Linked DNA regions of Mus musculus: all the other regions are linked to region 1. A link is a loop called in an ENCODE intact Hi-C map of the cell type or tissue named here. Cell type or tissue: heart. All regions are shown on one strand.

Region 1 (5,000 bases):
GCAGAGAAGGCAAGGGACAGTTATCAGATAAGCTTGAGAAGCCGTCTTGGGGACCCCACCTACCCTTAAGGACTAGGCACCTGCAGCAGGGTGCTGGCAGCTCCACCCAAAAGCAGGACTGGGGACTGTGCCACTTGTGCATTCTTCACTGCAGTCACAGTGTTGGTGAGGCCAGGACCGGCTGTCACTGCTGCCACACCCACTGTCCCTGAAAGAAAGAGCTGGTGACAACCATGCCATCCTCCCAAACATCGTCCTACCCCAAACCCCCTGCCTCTCATTCACAGGGGCCATGTCACTGTCCTGCTAGTCCCTGGTCCTTACCAGTCAGGCGGGCCACAGCATCAGCAGCAAAGACAGCAGTGACCTCGTGGCGTGTGTCTACCACTCGGATACCCAGCTTCTCACAGGCCACCAGCAGTGGGGAAATGTGCCCACCGACCAATGTGAAGACAAAGCGTACACCATGGGCTCGGAGCACAGCTGCGACACTCTCTCCACCATGCCGGATGCTTGTCTTGTCCACCTGGGTCAAAGGAGATGAGGAACAAGACAGTCAGAGGCCAGCCCAGGAGCAGGTACAAGAACAGGCAGGGGTAAGGTCAGAAGACAGACGAACTTAGATTCTGGTTAGAGACATACCACTTTAAATCCAATTCAGAGAAGGGTACACTGACTTAGCAAATTTATTGTTCTCTTTGTCCTACAGCTAAAAATGCCAAGACTTGCCCAAGTGATAGACTCCAACAGAAGAAATGTTCTTTTTGAAACTGTACTGAGGATTGAACCCTGGGCATAGATAGTGTTAGACAAGCACTCTAACCACTGAGCTATATCATCAGCTTTTACTAGGACAAGGTCTCACGAGGCTTTGAACTCCTTATGTAGCTTAGGCAGGGCTTGAATTTGTGACCATCTCTCCCCAGCCTACCAAGTAGCAGACTGAGATAAAGCCTATGTTCTTAAGTGGCTCTGGAGATTATAATGCCTGCTCCAGAGATACTGGGCCAGTTGAGAAGAAAGGAGATAGAGGTTAAATCTACAGAGAATCCAGGAGAGCCTGGCAAGAGGCAGAAGGCCCCTGGCTTAGATGTGTGCCTGCTTCCTAGTATCCCTGCAGGGCCTGGCACTTGGAGTGCTAACTCCATCCAGCCTATTGCCTCCCTCTGCTAGTGAGGCACAGGTCCAGCTGACATGCTGCCAGCAGCCATATGCCTAGCACGGAAGTGACTCCTGGCACAGACTACCCTGAGCATCCAAGCCTCAGTAGCTTCACGATCCCTACATACTTCAAGGTCAGTGGCACTGTCCCTGTCTAGAAGAAAAGGGACTGGGTAAGGGCAAGAATTTCTCAGAATGGAACAAGTGGTTTATAAGTATGACTTGTGGGGTCAGCTTTTCCCAAATCTGTCATCTAGAGAAAATACTAAACTTCTCTGTAGATCATTTGCCTCTTGTGGGCACAAGGACAGAAATTATAGCACTTACTTTGGTGAAGATGGTACGAAATATGCTAAGACAGTTCCTCAGAAGGGCTTACTATCAGAGCCCATTCCCTCCCCTGCCTACCTTCAGCCCACCAATCTCACTATGTTTAAAAGGCCTGCTCTGTTAAAATGACTCAGGCCCCTGGGTATGGAGGTAGGCGGAGAATGTGTGCTGTCCAGACAACGACAATTTCCCCATTATCTCGTACTAGTTACAAAGTCCAGGCCCATATACAGTTTGGCAAAGGGACAGAGCTCTGTAAAGAATCTCCCAACCAGCCACTTCTAGACTAGCTGGGACTCGCTTTCCACACCTGCACAGTGGATGAGCTGGAGAAACACCTTTAGTGCCTTCCTCCTACCCCTAGCCCTCCTTCTACCCTAAGCACCTTGTGCATCAGCTGATAGAAGAGCCCCAGTCTGTGAGCGACGCCCAGCACGGCAGCCACCAGCGTCCCAAACGCCAGGAGCAGGAAGGAGGGGAAGAAGCCTCCCGCAGATGCAGCGGCCGCAGAAGTTTCCATGAGGCAGAACCTAAGTAAGAAAGCACAGAGCCAGAATCTTAGTACTATAATCTAATCCGGAAGCAGGATCGTCCGCCGGACCTGGGCCACACCTCCCCGACCTGCCAGGCCACGCCCACAGACGCATCTAGACTGGACTTAAAGCCACGCCCCAGTGAGGCTAAGTCCGCCCCCTGACGTCACCACCTTCAAACTAAAAGTAGGCCACAGCAGGTCAAGGCGATCGCAGTAGCACCGAAACAAGGTTGAAATTCCTACTTACCTATCTGTTAACGAGCCCATGCAGAACCCACCCTCCTCAACGCTGGACTGGGGCTCAGCGGAGAGCCCGCCTCGCGCTTACATCATTGAGTCGTAAGGCCACACCCCCATCGGATCGCGCAGCCTAGGGTACGCTCCCCCACCCTCCCCACACACACCAGACTCTTGACCTTTGGCCTTCAGCCGAGGTCACTTTTCAATAGGATGCGCCTTCAGCTCCACTACATAGAACTCCCTTCCACCCATCCCCAAACAAGGCCCTATGACCTTTGCCTATAGGAAAGGTCCCTGACTGCAGTGGAACTCTGCCGCTTCTGGGTCACGTGACTGGGGAGTGTGGAGTGGTGCCCCTTTTGCCCACTTGGCTCTGCAGCGCCCCGTAGTTCAACGAGACGCGCGTGCGCCAAACTGGAGTCTCGCTGAAAAAGCTATCCGAAAGAGACGTTTATCATTGGTCGCTTCTCTCTCTCGCCTCTAATTGGCTAACATTACACCGCGCCTTCCACACCCGCGAGAACCATCTCGCGGCACGTTCCACGGGCGTGGACTGTGACACACCCCCCACCCGAGCTCCCCAGAACCCGCATTCCCGACCGCAACATATGCAAGCCCCTCCCCTTCCTGGACCACTGTGAGGCTTTGCAGGATGTTTAGAGAACTCCCTAGTGTTTGGTGCCAGGCCGGTTCAGTCATTTTCCAGGTTTCCAGCATCTGGGGACCTTTTACAAACTCCGATCTGTCTTACAAATCCCTTTCTCCAATTTATGTCTTTTTCTTTGACTGGCTTTTAATCAGGACCATCTGTGTAACCAAGAGTTTTGAGCTATTTGTTGAAGCCTGAACAATGGATATTTAACAATGTAAACCAGTGTAATAGTATGTGCTTTTATTCCCACCATTCCGAGTTCAAGACCAGGCTCTTCTCCATAGTGAGTTCCAGGACAAGCAGGAGTGCATAGAGACCAACCAAAAATCACAATCGCTTCAGCTGTGTCATGTCCACAAGATAGCATTCCACAGCCTTTCTCCCCATCTTTTGGCTCTTATATTCTTTCCACTTCCTCTTCCTTGGTGTTCCCTGACCTTTGCAAGCCATGGTATAAATGCCCTGTTTAAAGCTGATCGTTCAGCCATCCCTTCTCAGCAACTATGGTCTCTGATTAAGTTCTGTGATGGAACATTTGCCTAGCACAGGCAAAGCCATGGGTACCCACAAAAACCTACTCAACTATTTTTAGCCAAACTACCGTATGAATTATTTATGCTTACTGGCTGTGAGCATGCCTCCAATTTCGTCTTGAATCAAACAAGGTAGGCTTTTCCCTGCCATTCCATAAGAGTTGTTTTGGGAGAGTGCAGGGGCTGGACCTAGATTCTCTACCCATTTATAGCAGATGTGCAGCTTGGTCTTCTTGTGAGTCTCCTAACAATTGGAGCAGGGGCTGGCTGTCTCTGACTCTGCCTGCCATTGGATCCCCTTCCCCCAGCTGGTCTGCCTAGTCGGGATTCTGTGGGAGAGACCATGCTTAGTCCTATAATGACTTGATGTCCCAGGCTGGGCTGGTACCCAAGGGAAGCTTCCCCTTCTCTAAGGAGGAGAGGAGGGGATGGGGGGGGGGGGGACTTGTGAGGGTGGGACTAGGGGCAGGGCTTCAACCTCGATGTAACGTGAATAAATAAAAATTAAGAAAAGAATTGTTTTGGATTACTCCATCTATCTCCAAATTGGCCCTACTCCCTTCTGTCTCCTAACTCCATTCTCTTTCTAGGAGCAGTACAGGGAGCCACTCCTCCCCGGCCCTATTAGTGAGAGCCCTTAATTAAAAGGATCAACCACATACTTCCTGAAAGGGGCTTTTAGGTTCAATTACATTTCCAGGGCCAATAAAAAGATAGTATTTGGGCTGGTGATGTAGTTAGTGGCGAAGCCCTTACTTCTTATTTATAAGGTCCTGGATTCTATCCTCAGTAACAGAGAGATTGAGACAGAGACAGAAACACACAGACACCAAGAGACGGACAGAGACAAAGAATGAACTAGTTACTCTGTGTCAGCACACAGCCTTTCCTGGCACATTTCTTCACTTAATTCATTTAACCCTAAAGAAGAGGCTGTCAGACTTGTTACTTAGTATCTTCTTGGGGGTCCTTAGTCCCATTAATAAAATGAGTCAGAAAGAATCCCAAAGACATTTTTATTAAGAGTTTGGGAGAAAAAAATAGTAGGGGCAAGCTGAAAATCCTGCCAGAGGAAATGAAGAAGGAGTCTTGTCCTTTAAGTTAGTCATGGAGGTCAGAGAAACAGTGAGGAGGCCCAGAGTGTCAGGCACATGCTTAGGAGTGCTAGGCCATGAAGTTGAGCTCAGATAGCATATAATCCCGGGCTTTTATGTCCTGGGGCAAAATAACTATTCCAGGGACTTTTAACTAGAAATAGAAATAGAGGCAGATTATTAACAAAGGAAAAACACTCCCAAAGGTGGAAGTGGGACAGAGAGCTGAGGAAAGAGCCCTCGAAGGATCAGACTGAAGAAATATGGCCCTGTGTAGCCCCTGCCTCTCCATTCACTGTTACTTAGGCTTTACTCAAGAATGTTTCTGTTTGTTAAAAACCCAGGTAAGTAAAGGCTTCCTGTCTGTCTCCTTCTTCCTTCTCCATTTTCACAAGCGTGTGTGTGTGTGTGTGTGTGTGTGTGTGTGTGTGTGTGACGCATGTGTGGATGCACAT
Region 2 (5,000 bases), 560 kb after region 1:
GCCAGGCGTGGTGGCACACGCCTTTAATCCCAGCACTCAGGAGGCAGAGGCAGGCTGATTTCTGAGTTCGAGGCCAGCCTGGTGTCTACAAAGTGAGCTCCAGGACAGCCAGGGCTATACGGAGAAACCCTGTCTCGAAAAAACCAAAAACAAAAATAAGACTATAAATGGGAGCCAGGAGTGGTGATACATGCCTTTGCAGAGACGGGGGATTTCTGTGAGTTCATAGGCAGCCTGGTAAACACATTGAGTTCCAGGCCAGCCAAGGCTACATGGAGACTCTGTCTCAGGAACAAACAGGGCTAGGGAGATAGATGGCTCAATAGTTAAGAGCACTGACTGCTCTTCCAGAGGTCCTGAGTTCAATTCCTAGCAACCACATGGTGGCTCACAACCATCTGTAATGAGATCTGATGCCCTCTTCTTGTGTGTCTGAAGACAGCTACAGTATGCTCATATAAATTAAATAAGTTTTTTTTTTTAAAAAGAACAAACAAACAGAATCCAGAAGGGCACACATGTATATACACATAGGTGCTAAGATGACAGGAAAATGATGATCAAAAATGTTGGTGCAGCGGCTACTTGTGAGGGCTCTATAGCCAGTATATAGCTTTTATGCTCCTTTTTTGATGTTTCTAGTCCATTGTAAGCCACATTAGACATTAGTATTTTCTTTTCTTTTCTTTTCTTTTCTTTTTTTTTTTTTTTTTTTTTTTTTTTTTTTTTGGTTTTTTGAGACAGTGTTTCTCTGTATAGCCCTTGCTGTCCTGGAACTCATTTTGTAGACCAGGCTGGCCTTGAACTCAGAAATCCGTCTGCCTCTGCCTCCTGAGTGCTGGGATTAAAAGCGTGTGCCACCATGCCCAGCTAGTATTTTCTATAAACTACTTTGAAACTTGAGTTTACAGCAAGTTTTTCTCTCCTAACCTTTTTTTTTTAAAAAAAGATTTACTTATTTATTATATGTCAGTACACTGTAGCTGTCCTCAGACACACCAGAAGAGGGCATCAGATCTCATTACGGGTGGTTGTGAGCCACTATGTGGTTGCTGGGATTTGAACTTCGGACCTTCGGAAGAGCAGTCGGGTGCTCTTACCCACTGAGCCATCTCATCAGCCCTCTTATAACCTTTTATGCAGGAGTTATAACCCCCCTACAATCCAGTAAAACATTTTTTCTTTTTTTTCTTTAGGTTTATTTATTATGTATACTGTGTGTATGGCCTGCCTGTATGTATGCCTACAGACCCGAAGAGGGCACCAGATCCCATTACAGATGATTGTGAGCTACCATGTGGTTGTCAGGACTAGAACTCAGGACTTCTGGAAAAGCAGCCAGTGCTCTTAACCTCTGAGCCATATCTCCAGCCAAAACACCTCCCCACTCCCCACCAACAAAAGCCCTGTTATGTTCTTAGAATTTGAGTTAAACGGACCGCCCCTTCCTTCTTTCCTTTATTCCTTTTATCCCTGTTCTTGGTTTCTTTGTATAGCCTTGGCTGTCCTGAAATTTGCTCTATCGACCAAACTGACCTTCAAAGATCTGCCTGTCTCTGCTTCCTGAATGCTGGGATTAAAAGCGTGTGTCACCACTGCCAGACAATAAAAATAGCTCTTAAAGAATTTAGCAAAACCAGGCAAAAATCAACAAACTGTCAGGGTCAGATGGGGTACCCTCATCTCTGCAGGACAGCCCTACCATGGCAGCCCAGATCCAGCGCTCTGGACTGTGGGTAGCTTTCCTTGAGAGTCCTGGATCTGACCATTGCTCCACCAGCTTCGAATCCCTCTAACCAATCCTGAGGGGCTGGTTCCCCACTTTGTGCTCAGGCAAAGGCCACTCGCCTGAACCAGGAGCTGTGAGAGTTGAGAGAAGCGGCAGGTTTAGCAAATCACCCTGAAGTAAAAATGCTACGCTAAGTGTTTCTCTTTCCAAATCCCCAACTACATTCAGCAGTCGCGATGGGACGAATCGTGGCTATCGTCTCAGATACAACTGCAGCTTTCCTATGTTTTCTTTTGCTCTCTTTCTCCCTTTCTCCCTTTCTTTCTTTCTCTTTTTCTTTCTCTCTTTCTTTCTTTCTTTCTTTCTTTCTCTCTCTCTTTCCTTCTTTCTTTCTTTCTTTCTTTCTTTCTTTCTTTCTTTCTTTCTTTCTTTCTTTCTCCTTTTTTTGTTTGTTTGGCTTTTTTCCTTTTCCTTTTTTTTTTTAACTTCGGCTCGAAGGAGACTGTTGCAAGCCTAAATCAACTCAAGGAGCGGCTTAGGAATTCTCACCCAAGCCACACCTGCATCCCCGGATGCTGGCCAAGTGGGATTTAAAATGCCCGTGAGACTTGGCTACAGGTTTCCTTTAACAGCGCCTGGACAGATGTAAAATCAGCTTGCTGTAGCATGAACTCCACTTGCCCAGAAACTTCAGTCAGGCTCAGGTTGTGAACTTCATTTGGTGAGGACGTTGATCCTAGCTGCTGGGTACCTGGGGAGTTCGGTGGCGGGCCTGGGGAACCAGGGTTCCGGAACCGCTGCGCAGACATTTGTAGACTGGCGTGCGCTCCGCCTTTCTTAGCGCAGCTACCTTCTCCAGCAGCCACTAGAGGGGCGACCAGGTCCCCGAGCCTGTCAGTCAAACGTTATACTGGGGGCGGAGCCGGGGCGGGGCGGGACAAACCGGGTACACAGGCAGGCGCACGGGGCGGGGACAGGCGACAGCGGCGCGGAACGCAGAGCGGCGGGAGAGGAGCTTGGGCTCCTGGTCTCCGCTGCCGCCATGGCTACCGTGGACCTGGAGAAACTGCGGATGTCGGGGGCTGGCAAGGCCATTGGAGTGCTGACCAGCGGCGGTGATGCGCAAGGTGATGGGACGCGGGGGCGTGTTTAGGGATGGATCTGGGGTTTCTGCCTGTCCTCGGAACCCTTCGGGCTTGTCCACTGCCCCTCGCCTAGGGATCTGGGGTGTACTTGGCCAGCCAATCTCCTGTGGAGCACCGTGGCTTCAGGTCCCTGTCCCCAAGCTCCGCCCCGGGTAGCTGGCGTACGTGCTGCAGGCCACGGGCCTTGGCACGCCCCGCCCTCGCGCTGCCTAGGTCCGCCCGGTTTGGGGGTGTGTCCGCGCAGCACGCAGACTTAGGGCACCGGGCTATTCCTTTCTAGGCCACACGTGTCAGGACCTCTAAGAGAAGCACAGCCGGCCAAGTTTCACAGGCCGGAATTTGAAAGGATCAGGGACCCTGTACCCTCCCCCGTGCAGCCTGTGATTCCTACCTTCTCTGTACTGGGATGGGGTGAGACTGAGGCAGGCTTGCCCACACGCCTTTGCCTGGGCTGCTTCCTGTCCCTTGGATGGAGACTTAAGTGGAGAACAGAGGGCGTGGAGCGGGGGTATTTTTTTACCGGTGTAACAGGGCAAGCACCACAGGGCTAATAGTTGAGGGTGCACAGCCTCTTCTCGGCCTGGTAAGGCTAGGGAAAAGTCTGGGCTTGGGAGGATCTGCCCTCTTCTCAGCCCCTCTCTTGGTGGCCTGGTTCCAGGCTGACTGCTGATGTGCGAAGTCTGTGGCTCTAGTTGGGTCCGGCTGAAAAGAAATACTACCCAGTTGGGGGCTGAGGAAGACACGTGGAGCTTCAAGGGGCTTGGCTTCCCTGAGCACTGCAGTTGAGCTTCGCCATTTCCTTCCAAACATTTCAGGAAATACAGACACACATGCTCCTAAGCGGGGTTCCTGACTGCCCAGCCCTTACCTAAGAGATCGGTAGGAACAACACAGGATAGATACATCTTACAAGCATGATTGCAAGTCCAGGAAGGCAGGAAAAAATGTCACTCTGACTCCCATAATGCTGGAAATCTCAAATCTCTGTTGGGTCCCCTGGGCCTGGTCTAGGCTGGCAGTCAGCATACCCTTTTTCAGGGCTGTTTCAGCTTGTACATCCCAGTGCTGTCACTGAGACTGGGCCGGGGACCTGTGGAAGAATCACCCATGGTAGTGGACCACAAGAGAGGCCCTGACTAGGCCCACATCACCCATTAGATAGGCATTTCAGTGAGGCCAGCAGAGTCCTGAGTCCCATTTGTAGGGCTCCTGCCTCTGGCAGGCATAGATAGGCTATCCACCTCAGGCTCCTGTCTGAGCAAGGGAGGCCCCAGTGTCTGAGGGATGGTAATATTGAGTGGTCTCTGCGCGAGGACTTCTGCTGCCTTCTGTGAGAGGCAGCTGCCAGGCCAGGGCCACCAGGGTGACAGACATTTGTTTTGGAGGCTGGTGGAGGAACCAGAGACAGGAGGCCCTTCCTGGTCAGGAGAGGGTAGGCAAAACCTGCTTACATTTCCATTCTGGCTTCAGGGCAAGATCTCTACAGGTTTTCCCAGAGTCCTCTTTGGGTAGGGTCAGTATCAGTGGGCAAGGGGCAGCAGCTGGTATGGGACAGAGTGGAGCCTTCTGTTGCCTGAATTCTGGAAGCGCCTGTGGGTGTGTTCCCCAGGCCCTGCTTTCTTCTGTGCCCAGTCAGCTGCTGGGCTCCTCATGCCTTCTGTGTGCTCACGGAGCCCCATCTGCATGCAGTGAACATGTGAACACCAGTCCTCATTTGAGAAGGCAACACGGGCCTAGATCCCAGTCCTGGCCTGGCTGGAGGTAACCAGCTCCTTGGCCTAACCTGTGCGCTGCCTCTGGCCTATGAAAAGGTTTCTTTTTTCCTTTGAGCCAGGCAGGAAGACCCATCCTTTTCAGACCCAAGTCTCTCCCTTCCTGTTGGCCAAGAGTCATGTTAGGGAACTGAGGAGGGCTGCTGTTCACCAAAGTCTGTTTGACTGGAGGACTTTGTTTAAAAAGAACCACAGGTAGAAAAAAAAAAAAAAGCAAAACAAAAAAACCAATTAACCAAACAACTGCAACAAACCAGCCTGGCTAATCTCAGTCACATCGAAGCCTGGTCCACTCTGGCTGTTCCTTCCCGTCTCTTCCCAGTACCTAAATTGCTCTGTGGTTCTGTCTTCCCT
Region 3 (5,000 bases), 150 kb after region 1:
TTGCTGTGTTGGCAGCGCCAGGATATGTAAATCGGGCTTCCTCACCTGCCCAAAAAGAAAAAAAACCGCAAACTGCCTTGGTGGAAGTCACGCGATCCCCAGTCTGGCCAATGGGCAACAGGGCGGAGCGTAGTCTAGCTGCTGATTGGCTCAGATTGGATGATGAATAAAGAGCTTGTGGCTGAAGCTCCACGTCTTCATGTCTTTATTCTTAAACCTAAAGCGAGATCCCCCAAAAGCCCCCACAATAATGAATCACTGTGTTTTTGCGATGCTGGGCATTACACCAGAGCCTGATACCAGTTTATGAACGGTTCAGTGGCTAAAGACACTTGCTGTCATTCCTCATGACCTGAGTTCAATCCCAGGAAGCAATATGGTGGAAGGAGAGACTCACCTCCAGCAGGTTGTCCTCGGACCTCCAATGTGCACCGCGGCATGAACGTATATGCTCATGAGCATATCCGCCCGTAAATAAATGTAGAAGTAAAATAAACACATCACTTGCCTTTTCTTGGTATAGCTACATTATAACTGTGATTTGTTTGTTTGGAGACAGGGTTTCTCCGTGTAGCCCTGGGTGTCCTGGAACTCACTCAGTAGACCGACCAGTCTGGCCTTAACCTCCTGAGTACTGGGATTAAAGGCATGAGCCACCACTGCCTGGTGTGACTGTGATTTTTCAAACAAAGGGGAAAAAAATTAAAACTAAGGACACAATTCATATAGTCTCTAAAAATATATATTTAGAGAGATCATATACAGTTTTCTGAAAATAATTATTTGGAAGGATGCAAAATACAACGCAGTTTGAGAATCACAACAGAAGCTGCTCAACTCCCTTCTCTCCATCACCGAGGGGGGTTTTACTACGTGGTCCCAAACACAGGTGCAAAGGAGCCCCGAATCAGAAGTAGGAGAGCTCATCGTGCCTTTCTTTGTTGGTCTGATAGGAAGACAGGGTCAAAGGCTTGTTTTCATGGGGGAGGGGTTGAAACACCCTCAAGTGCACGCATTTATCTCCACCAACATCAACCTGGAGGAAGACAGACAGACAGACATGTGAGTGAAAGGTAAGGTTCCAGTTCCAGGCTTAACCCAGCCTTAGAAACTGAGCCAGAACAGGCCACCAGCCACTAACTTAGCCAGTGATAACCCTTGTCTCCTCCTTTAAGGCCGGGAACCCTAACACCCCAAATTCATCCTCTCAGAACATGTACATGTCCCCTTAAGGGGTTCTCTGCAGGAAGTTGCAGGACACTCTGCTCTACTCTGAGACTATGTCCCCAGTTCATGCCAAGCTACTATCAGTACCCACCTTGATGAAGAGGTTGGTGCCAGCCACTATCTGTCTCTTGAAGGATATGGCTTTAAAGACATCAAACTTCTGATTTTCTTTCGATTCAAGCTGGGACTTCACCTGGATGGTGGGTGAGAAGGAAGGACTTAGATTCATGCACAGGTGCCCCCACACACACACACTGCCAGCCTTCAATACTCCTCATTCCGGGGGACATGGTAAACTGTTGGCCCCACTGATAAAGAACAACACAGCTCCTTTTTTTTGGGGGGGGGGGGGACAGGGTCTCACTATGTAGCTATGGCTGGCATGGAACTAAGCAAACTGGGCTGGCTTCAAATTCAGAGAGACTCGCCTGTCTCTGCCTCCTGAGTGCTGATGTGGCACGTGGCCAAGGTTCCCTTGCCTGGCCAGTGTGTCTGTAACATTTCCTCATTTCTAGGGTCTCATGGAGCTGACTCACTCCTTCTTGGCCACTTCAGTCAGAGCAAACACCTCCCAAGATCAGCTAGGCTTAGTGGACAGGGTCCTGGGCTTGGGGCGTGGCAGGAGAGCTGAAGAGAGGATTTGTTTAACTTTTCTTCTCTTGCTAATACCCTGAACCTCCCCCTACCTTGTACTGAATCTCTGCTCTGCTAACAGTCACAGGAAGGGCAGCCCAGGCCCAAGGTCCACCCCCTCGTTTCAGACTAGGCACAAGCAAGTTCTACAACTTCTGGTTTTGATCCTTTTTTTTTTCCCTGAGGGGCGGTGTTGGTGATGGTGGTGGTGGTATCAGTTGAATTCCTGCCACTGAGCTAAACAGTCCTAGCTCTTTCTTTTGAGGAGACAAGCACAGTAGCCCAGTCTGGCTTTCTCTTGTTTAGGCCTGGGTGTAAGTCAAAAAGGTGCCGTCTAGGTTCTAACAGCTGCCTTCCTGAATTCTCTGGGACCACCGGATCCCTCCACCGATCCCGGGGCTAGTTCCCTAATAGGTGAGTGGCCCTCTTGTATGCAAGCGGCAGAAGACTCGCCCCAGTTCCCGGCCCTGAATCTTCCAACCAGATCCAGAGCCCCCAGCTCCCAGTCACACTTGTGGCCGCCCCGGAAACCCGCTGCAGGACCTGACCAGTCTGGGCAGGCCGGTCCCTGAGGCCGCCGGGTCTCCGCAGGCCTGGCTCAGACTGGCCTGACCTGGGCCCAGCCTCACCTGGTCGGCGACCTCCTGCGTCTCGGCCGTGGCTGGCATTGTGGCAGATGGCGCGCCACACATCATCTTGGCAGCAGTAGTCGGGGTAGCACGGAGAAGCTGAAGACAGATCCAACTAGGAGACCTGGGTGCCTGGACCCTAGAAAAACCTGGCTTGGCTCCGCCCCCCCGGACCCGTAGCACGTGACAGAGCGACGGGGCGGGGCGCCGCACCCTCTCGCTCGCTCTCTTTACTGTCACCACCCTCCGTTCCAGGCAGAGTCAGGAGACCCAGGCTGGGCGTGGGCGGAGGGTGAGGCATGGTGGGTGCTTCACGTCCTTTCCCTGAACGGACGCTAAGAAGGGTTTGGAGGCTGGGAGTCCTGATTGCCCCTCAATGGTCGTGAAGTGATTGTAGGAGTATCTCTGACCCGGCTTAGGGGCTTCCGGGTCCTCACAGGATGCAGAGATGTGAGAAGGGGTCCTAGTCTTTCCATGGAGTAGGTGGACACGAAGTACAGCCCTGGACATCTCAATTTCCCCTTGTCCTGTGACTATTAAGTGGGGGTCTTGATGGGTCCCTATCCCTCCTTCCATAGAGTGGATACAGAAATAGATGATTGAGGACCTAGAAGTCTCAGATCCCTGTTCCTTGACCCCTGGCCCCATCCTTTCCTCCCCTCCCCAACGTGGACTTAGTTTTTGGGTCCGGATAACCCCATGAAATAAGAGCTTATCTGGGAATTCCATTCTTTTTGAATGACATGGCCTTGTCAGGCGGTAGGCGGGGCTTGGGGATCCCAGCCCCAGCCCCACAGAGCTGGGTAGGTGGTCTATTCTGGGTGAGACTCTATTCTCACACACCCAACACAGGCTGGGAACCATGAGGACCCCGGATATGCCCTCTGTCAGTGCTCTTACTTGAGTGACCTTCAAACCCGAGTTTCCGTTTGCAAAACTGTCACAGTTGGATAGCAGGACATGATGGTATACACCTGCAATCCTGGCACTTGAGAGGCTAAGCTAACCTGACTATGCAGTGAGACCTTGGCTTAAAAAAAATAATTTGGGGGTGCAGAGGTAGCTCATGGTAAGGGGCTTGCCACGGAAGTGCGACAGCCTGAATTTGATATTTGGAACCCAGTCAAAGAGCCAAGTGAGGGGCTGGAGAGATGGCTCAGCAGTTAAGAAAACTGGCTGCTCTTCCAGAGGACCTGAGTTCAATTCTCAGCTCCCACATACTAGCTCACAACTCCAGTTCCATGGGATCCTATTTCTCCACCCCCTGGCCTCAATGGGCACTAGGGATGCAAGTGGTGCCCAGACATACATGGAGACTTGTGGTGGTGGCAGTCAACCCAAACTAAAACAGAAGTTAGTACCAGACACTGGAGTATTGCTGGGATTAGGCCTGGCCATGCTTTTGTTTGGAGGAATGTGGATTTTGGGTTAGAAAAGCAATTGATCACTTAATAGTTCATAGGGCCATAGTAGTAGGAATATGGAAGACAGTGGTGATGAAGGTGATGTGAGCTTTGGGGGTCTGGTTCAAGAGGTTTCAGAGGACAAAACTATTTGTATGTGGCCTACAGACTGTTCTCGAGCTTTGGCTAAGAACGTGGTTGCTTTTTTGCTCTTGTCTAAAAAGTCTTCGTGAGGCTAAATTTAAGTCTTTGGGATTAGTTGAGCTGGCAGAGGAAATTTCAAAATGGCCCAGTATCGACTCTCTTGTGTGGTTGTTAGTGGTCACTCTTATGAAGATCTATAATGAAAAGGAGCAAGCTGAGGAAGTAAAAAATACAAAATGTACAGAAAAGGGGGCACCAGGAAGTGGAAAGGAGCTAAATCCTGTTTTTTAAGGAGTTAAACAGGTAACAGAAAAGCCAAATGTTTACATAAAGGGAATGGTGACTTCAGGGCAAGAGTCTGCCCAGCTAAGCTTTCAGCCTGTGAAAAGGAATTAAAAGAAAGTTTAGAGCCAGGTGTGGCGGTGCATGCCTTTAATCCCAGCAGTTGTGTGAAGCCAGTTTTGTCTTCAGATCAAGTTTCAGGACAACCAAGCTCAGGCAGTGAAGGAAAGCAGGGGGTCAGTTCCCAGCCTCAGCAAGCAGCAGAACTTGGCAGCTTCGGTCACATGGTTCTGGCTTTAGAGGCAAGGATAGAAGACAGGGGTTATGGAATCTCCCTCTGAGGTCAAGGGAAGCTGCTGAGGCCAGGTATTGTCATGGGTGGAGGCCTATAGAGGCCATCACGTGAAGCTATGAAGCCTGGATTGCCTTGGAGAAACCAAGATATTGGAGATACCAGAGCCGAGGGATAGCTGTTGAGGAAAGCTGCTAACAGGGAGTGGAGCCAGCCCAGGAGAGAGAGGAATGCTGCAGCCAACACAGCTGAAAGAGTTGGAAATCTGAAGAGCACTTTGGCGTCAGACTTGGAGATGCAGAGCTTGGACTTTGCCCAGCTGGTTTTAGTCTTGCTTTGGTCCAGTATTCCCTTCCTGTGCTTGCCTTTATCCCTTTTGGAATGGTGATG
Region 4 (5,000 bases), 110 kb after region 1:
GCGCGTCCAAGCCTAGCGACTGCGCGTGCTTAAAGCGCTCGGAGCAGAATCCGAGCGAGCGGCCTGAGCAACCCCAGCCTGTGACACCACCTGGACCACGCGCCACTACAGCTTTCCCGGCATGGAGGGCGAATGCCGGGTGCTCTCCATCCAGAGCCATGTTGTCCGTGGCTACGTGGGTAACAGAGCGGCCATGTTCCCTCTGCAGGTATGCGCTCCACTGCTTATGTAACCGGGCCGGGCTGCTCACTTGCGGGTCTACGGGTTCGCTGCGTGGCCTTTTCCGACTAATGACCTTGGCCCCCTGTGGCCATCCTTTTGGGTCCCTATTGAGCGCTGGGCGCGCTGAGGGCAGATCCTGGCGCAGGCAGGCCGGGGGCGTGGACTACCCTGGGGAGCTTACAGCGGGGTGGTGCAGGTGGCACGAAGCCCCCTGCCCGGCTGTGGCGCACACGGTAGCGCCTGAGGGTCCCTGTTGCTTCCGTCTGCCTGACCAACAGTGGGCAGGGGCTTCCCGAAGCGTTAAAATGCTGAGCTGGGAGAATCCTTTCCTTTGGGAGCGCGGAGAGCCTCTTGGTAGACACATTGGCTAGTGATTGCTCGCTCTCTGCAGACATCCACGTTCTGCTTCTACCCATTCTATGAACTTGGACCAAGGAGGAAGCTGGGCCCACGCTTGGGTCTGAACACTCTTAGGGTGGTCTGTCACCCGCAGAGATGGGGCTGGAACTCTGCACCTCCCGCGTGCTTGCTTTTATTCCTAAAAGACAGCATAGTTTGCTGAGTTTGGCTTTGGAAGCAACCTGTTAGAAGGGCTGTAGCCTTTTCTTCCCAGATCCTATCTCCTGTGAGATGTGTGATGAATGAGGCTATCTCTGATCATTTCTGGCAGGTGGTGCTTCCTGCTTGTGACTGGTTGCCCTTGGAGGGAACCAGGTTGTCATGGGCATTAGAATAGGGGTCATAGGCAATATCAGCTGACTGGAGCTTCCTTGCCTGGCCGGTCCAGCAGGAAGATTGGGCTGGCCTGGGCAACCAGGTGGTGGCCTCTTGCAATGTATCTTTTTTGGCTGGTCACTGAGCAGGGTGGCAGGTCCCCGTTCCCCTTCCGCTCATGTCTAGCCATTAAACTGATTCCTGGGAGATGTTAGGGTGTAGCCTCTGGCTACCATGGACCTGAAAGAAGGACTTGGAAGGAAAACAGGTGGCTGGAACTGCATTTAAGGACAATAGAGGACTGTCCTGAATCAGGCTTGCTTGCCAGACAAATAGAGCAATTGATTGTTATTATACAGCATAGGAGATCAAAGTCTGTAGGCAAGGGCAGTTGCTGAGTGTTTGAGCGCCTGTTGGTTGATAAACAGTGCTTCACCCACACGGTCTAGTGTAGGCATTCTTGTTCTATCCAGAATGCACTGGTCTGGTGCTTCATGCTCTTTACCTTTGCTCTCTAGCTTAAGGGGCCAGGATTGGGGTAACAAGGTCATTGAAGTAAGACTGTACTAAGGAGCCGGGTGTGGTGGCACATGCCTTTAATCCCAGCACTTGGGAGTCAAAGACAGGCGGATTTCTGAGTTCAAGGCCAACCTGGTCTACAGAGTGAGTTCCAGGACAGCCAGGGCTACACAGAGAAACCCTTTCTCAAAAAAAGACTGTACTAAGGAGCAAAGGGGCAGAGTCCTGAAGGAGGGACAGCCAGGGAGGGCGGGGCCAGGCTGAGCTTCATGCAGTTCCCTCACCTTGGGCAGAGGTGTGCCGGCTTCTGAGACCCCGTGTCCTGCGTTGCTTGCCTCTTCCACTTGCTGGTACTCTTCCTTCACCCAGCACACTGTCCCTGGGTCCCCTGGTCCTCTGTCCTCTAGACTGCACCAAGGGCTCAGTGTCCTTATTCAGGTTGAAGATATGGGGTTCCAACTGCTCAAGGGAGGGGATCCCTTCCCCTTCTCTCATTCCTCCTCCCTTTTTATTGAATTTCTCATCATGCTCCCCAATCCCACTCATCTCTCCCCCTGTACCCACCCTTTCAACCTCCCTCCCCCCAACAGTGGAAAAAAAGAAGGGCAAACAATCTCGTTGTGGAAGCTGTAGTGAGTCCCACAGTGTATCCTTATGTCCACACCGACTTTGCTTGTAAACGTTCATTGCAATGAGTCTGTCAGGTACAGGGAGGGCCTCTGCTACACCATCCATACTGAAACCACACTGGGACTCCCCTCAGATTCCCCATTGTTGCCCTGTGTCATAGAGATCCTGTAGTTTTGATCTATGGGACCGGCTCCATCACACACTCCAGCAGCTCATGGATGGGGTAGATGCTAAGGTGGGCCAATTCAAAGCCCTGGATCTGGGCCTGAGAGGTACCTGAGCTGGTCAGCCCACTATACCCACACCACGGAGGTGAGCTATTTTTCCCTGCCCTAGCTGACCCATCCAACAGAGCAGCCAGCAAGGAGGAGGGCTCTCCTGCCTTCAGCTATGGCTCTGTTGTGCTGTCCAGGAGAGATGCAGGGCTGGCTCTCTCCTGGAGTGGAGCAAATGAGGGGTGTGGCTAGCTCTTCTGCTCTCAGGCACTGGGGATGGCTCACCTGCAACCCTTGTAACCAGAGCCAGCTCTATCATGCTGCCCAGGCAAGGTGCAGGGCCCACTCTCCTGAGTGTTACAGCCTGTGAGAGACAGGGCCAGTTCTTTTACTTTCATGACCCTGGGATCAGCTCTCCCTCCTGCCATAGGTGGCAAGGGACAAGGGATGGTAGGAGGGCATCTGTCTTAGGGTTTCGTTGCTGTAAAGGGACATGACCAAGGCAACCCTTAGAAAACATTTCATTGAGGCTGGCTTACATACAGTTTCAGAGGTTCAGTCCATTATCATGGGAGGAAGCATGGCAGCTTGCAAGCAGACATGGTACTGGCGGAGCCAAGAGTTCTACATCTTGATCCAAAGGTAGCAGAAGTTATTCCTCCGGCAGCCAGGGGGAGGTGCTCTTCTGCACTTGGTGGAGCTTGAACAGACCTCAAAGCCCATCTACACAGTGACACATTTGCTCTGCTCCAACGAGGCCACATCTATTCCGTCCAAAAAAGGCCACACCTCCTAATAGTGCCACCTCCTGTGTGCCAAGCATTGATACACATGAGTCCCTGGGGACCAGATGTATTCATACCACCACAGCATCTCTTTCCTTATCCCAGCCACTGCCCAGCAGACAAGTCAGGACTAGCTTTGCTGTGGTCATACCCTCAGGGTCGGCTCACCTGCAGCCCCCCACATCTAGGGCATGCTCTACTACACGCTGCCCATTGAGGGTACAGGGCCTTCTCTCCAGGGTTTTGCAGCAGGTAAGGGTCAGGGGAGGGGTCTTGAGAGGTGCTTACTGACCTAGGGACTCCATCCTGGTCCATGTGGACTCTTGGCAGTTCACCACACCTCTGTGCAGCCCTGGACAGGGGAAAGTAGAGATGGAGGACACTCCAACATGGAGAGGCTCAGTGAGCACAGTGGGGCTGGCACTGGCAGTGTCTATGGTGGCCTGGGGCCAGCACTCTCCAGTCTTTGAGGAGCTATTTCAAGAGGAACACCCCTGGGTCCAGAGCTGTGCTAGTGGAGGCAGGGTGTATATATTCTTACTGTACAACCTGGAGTGCAGATCTCATTCACATTACTGAATATGGGGAAGCAGAGCAAGAGAGAGGATAGCCAGGCAGTGGTGGCACACGCCTTTAATCCTAGCACTTGGGAGGCAGAGGCAGGCGGATTTCTGAGTTGGAGCCAGCCTGGTCTACAGAGTGGGTTCCAGGACAGCCAGGGCTATAGAGAAAAACCCTGTCTCGGAAAAAAAAGGGGGTGGGGTGGGGTGGAGGGAAGATGGAGAATGTAGCCTTGGGCTGGGACCCTGAAGTTTGTCCCAGTGCTAATCCTAGAGGACCTCTAGGCAGAGGAGTCCCCCCTGGGACTGACCCAGGTGTCTACAGGTTGCACCATCAGGTGGCTGTCCATTCATACCAGATGTTTCTGGGCTTCCCCTGCACCAAGCTGTTGATGAACTAGTACCAGGACTTCTAGCTAGAGTCCCTGGTTCTGGGCCTGGCTTCTGCCTGTGGCTGGGGAGCTGCCTCTAGCTTCTGCCGTGTGTCACAGACTGTGCCCCCCCCCCCCCCACCATCAGCCCTGGCTCCCCAAAGCTCCCTGCAGAGTCTCCCAGGCTCACCCTTCCGGTACCCCACAGGCAGCCAGGATAAACAAACTCTCCAAGGAGGCAGCAAAACCTTGCCCCACCCCTACACACACACACACACACACACACACACACACACACACACACCGTTTTCATTTCTGCTTCTGGCCCGGGGCCAGGCTATAATGGCCAAGGGTTTCATGTGACCAGAGCCACAGAAGGTGGCTACCAGGTGGAATAGTTCAAAGTTTGCAGAGAAGGGAGAGGGTAAAGGGACAGTGGGGACAGACTCCTGGTCTCCTGGTCTCCTGTCCCTCCCCCTTTCTCACTCGGCTCTGCCTCAGTGGAGCGCCTGGAAAGAGGGGATTTCCTGCCGTTTTGGCTCTAGTCTGTAGGTGGGCAGGGAAGGGAAGGGTGAAATCAAGTGTATCTTGTTGCCTGCTCCCATCTACCAGGCACCACCTTGTCTTGCTTCCTAGTTTTCTGTGGTTCTGAGGGCTGAGCCCAGGGCCTCGGGAGTGTTAACTAGCTAGACTGAGCTCTGCCCTAATCCTCTGTCCCCTCCCTTTTAAAACAATGTCTCATCTTGGAGGCCTGGCTGGCCTGGAAGTGACAGATCATCAACCACTAGTGTGGGGATTCATGATGTGTGCCACCATGCCCAGCTTCCCAATACCCTTGTTAAATACTGCCGGGGATAGAGCCCAGGACCCTTCCCATACATGAGTAAATACTCCCAGGTATACCTCCAACCCACTTCCTGCTGCAAGAGGGAAGCTTTATTATCTCAGGGGGTGTGTATACTTGTGTATGTGTATATGTGTATA

What was found. A loop is a pair of places that touch in the nucleus more often than their neighbours do. Peaks named below come from ENCODE experiments on the same cell type or tissue, not always from the same donor. Only the 100,000 strongest peaks of a DNase experiment are listed, where the experiment ranks them.
Region 2: it touches region 1 in a loop (3-fold over the local background); 3 of 42 quality-filtered maps call a loop at or near these places.
Region 3: it touches region 1 in a loop (2.0-fold over the local background); 3 of 42 quality-filtered maps call a loop at or near these places.
Region 4: a loop joins it to region 1, with 2.4 times the contacts of the local background. A loop is called at or near these places in 7 of 42 quality-filtered maps.

Annotation. Positions count from the first base shown.
Region 1 is chr10:78,572,108-78,577,107 of GRCm38, reverse strand. Ilvbl (ilvB (bacterial acetolactate synthase)-like) reads right to left here and starts at 2,117. Exons shown (of 15, transcript NM_001359302.1): 1 at 1,877-2,117; 2 at 325-526; 3 at 81-208. The coding sequence starts at 2,011. In heart, a CTCF peak has its summit at 2,621; DNase peaks (open chromatin) are centred at 1,197, 2,157 and 2,657; H3K4me3 peaks cover 2,154 bases; H3K27ac peaks cover 2,083 bases.
Region 2 is chr10:78,007,455-78,012,454 of GRCm38, reverse strand. It overlaps Pfkl (phosphofructokinase, liver, B-type), which reads left to right and starts at 2,648. Exons shown (of 22, transcript NM_008826.5): 1 at 2,648-2,856. The coding sequence starts at 2,772. In heart, a CTCF peak has its summit at 2,579; DNase peaks (open chromatin) are centred at 1,754, 2,644 and 3,074; H3K4me3 peaks cover 3,267 bases; H3K27ac peaks cover 3,226 bases.
Region 3 is chr10:78,423,347-78,428,346 of GRCm38, reverse strand. Cstb (cystatin B) reads right to left here and starts at 2,677. Exons shown (of 3, transcript NM_007793.3): 1 at 2,490-2,677; 2 at 1,319-1,420; 3 at 725-1,036. The coding sequence starts at 2,555. The coding sequence ends at 908. In heart, no CTCF peak of the experiment used is centred here; DNase peaks (open chromatin) are centred at 1,846 and 2,676; H3K4me3 peaks cover 1,779 bases; H3K27ac peaks cover 1,469 bases; H3K27me3 peaks cover 307 bases.
Region 4 is chr10:78,459,969-78,464,968 of GRCm38, reverse strand. Pdxk (pyridoxal (pyridoxine, vitamin B6) kinase) reads left to right here and starts at 21. Exons shown (of 11, transcript NM_172134.2): 1 at 21-208. The coding sequence starts at 122. In heart, a CTCF peak has its summit at 2,963; DNase peaks (open chromatin) are centred at 1,014, 3,428, 3,950 and 4,198; H3K4me3 peaks cover 1,086 bases; H3K27ac peaks cover 841 bases; H3K27me3 peaks cover 334 bases.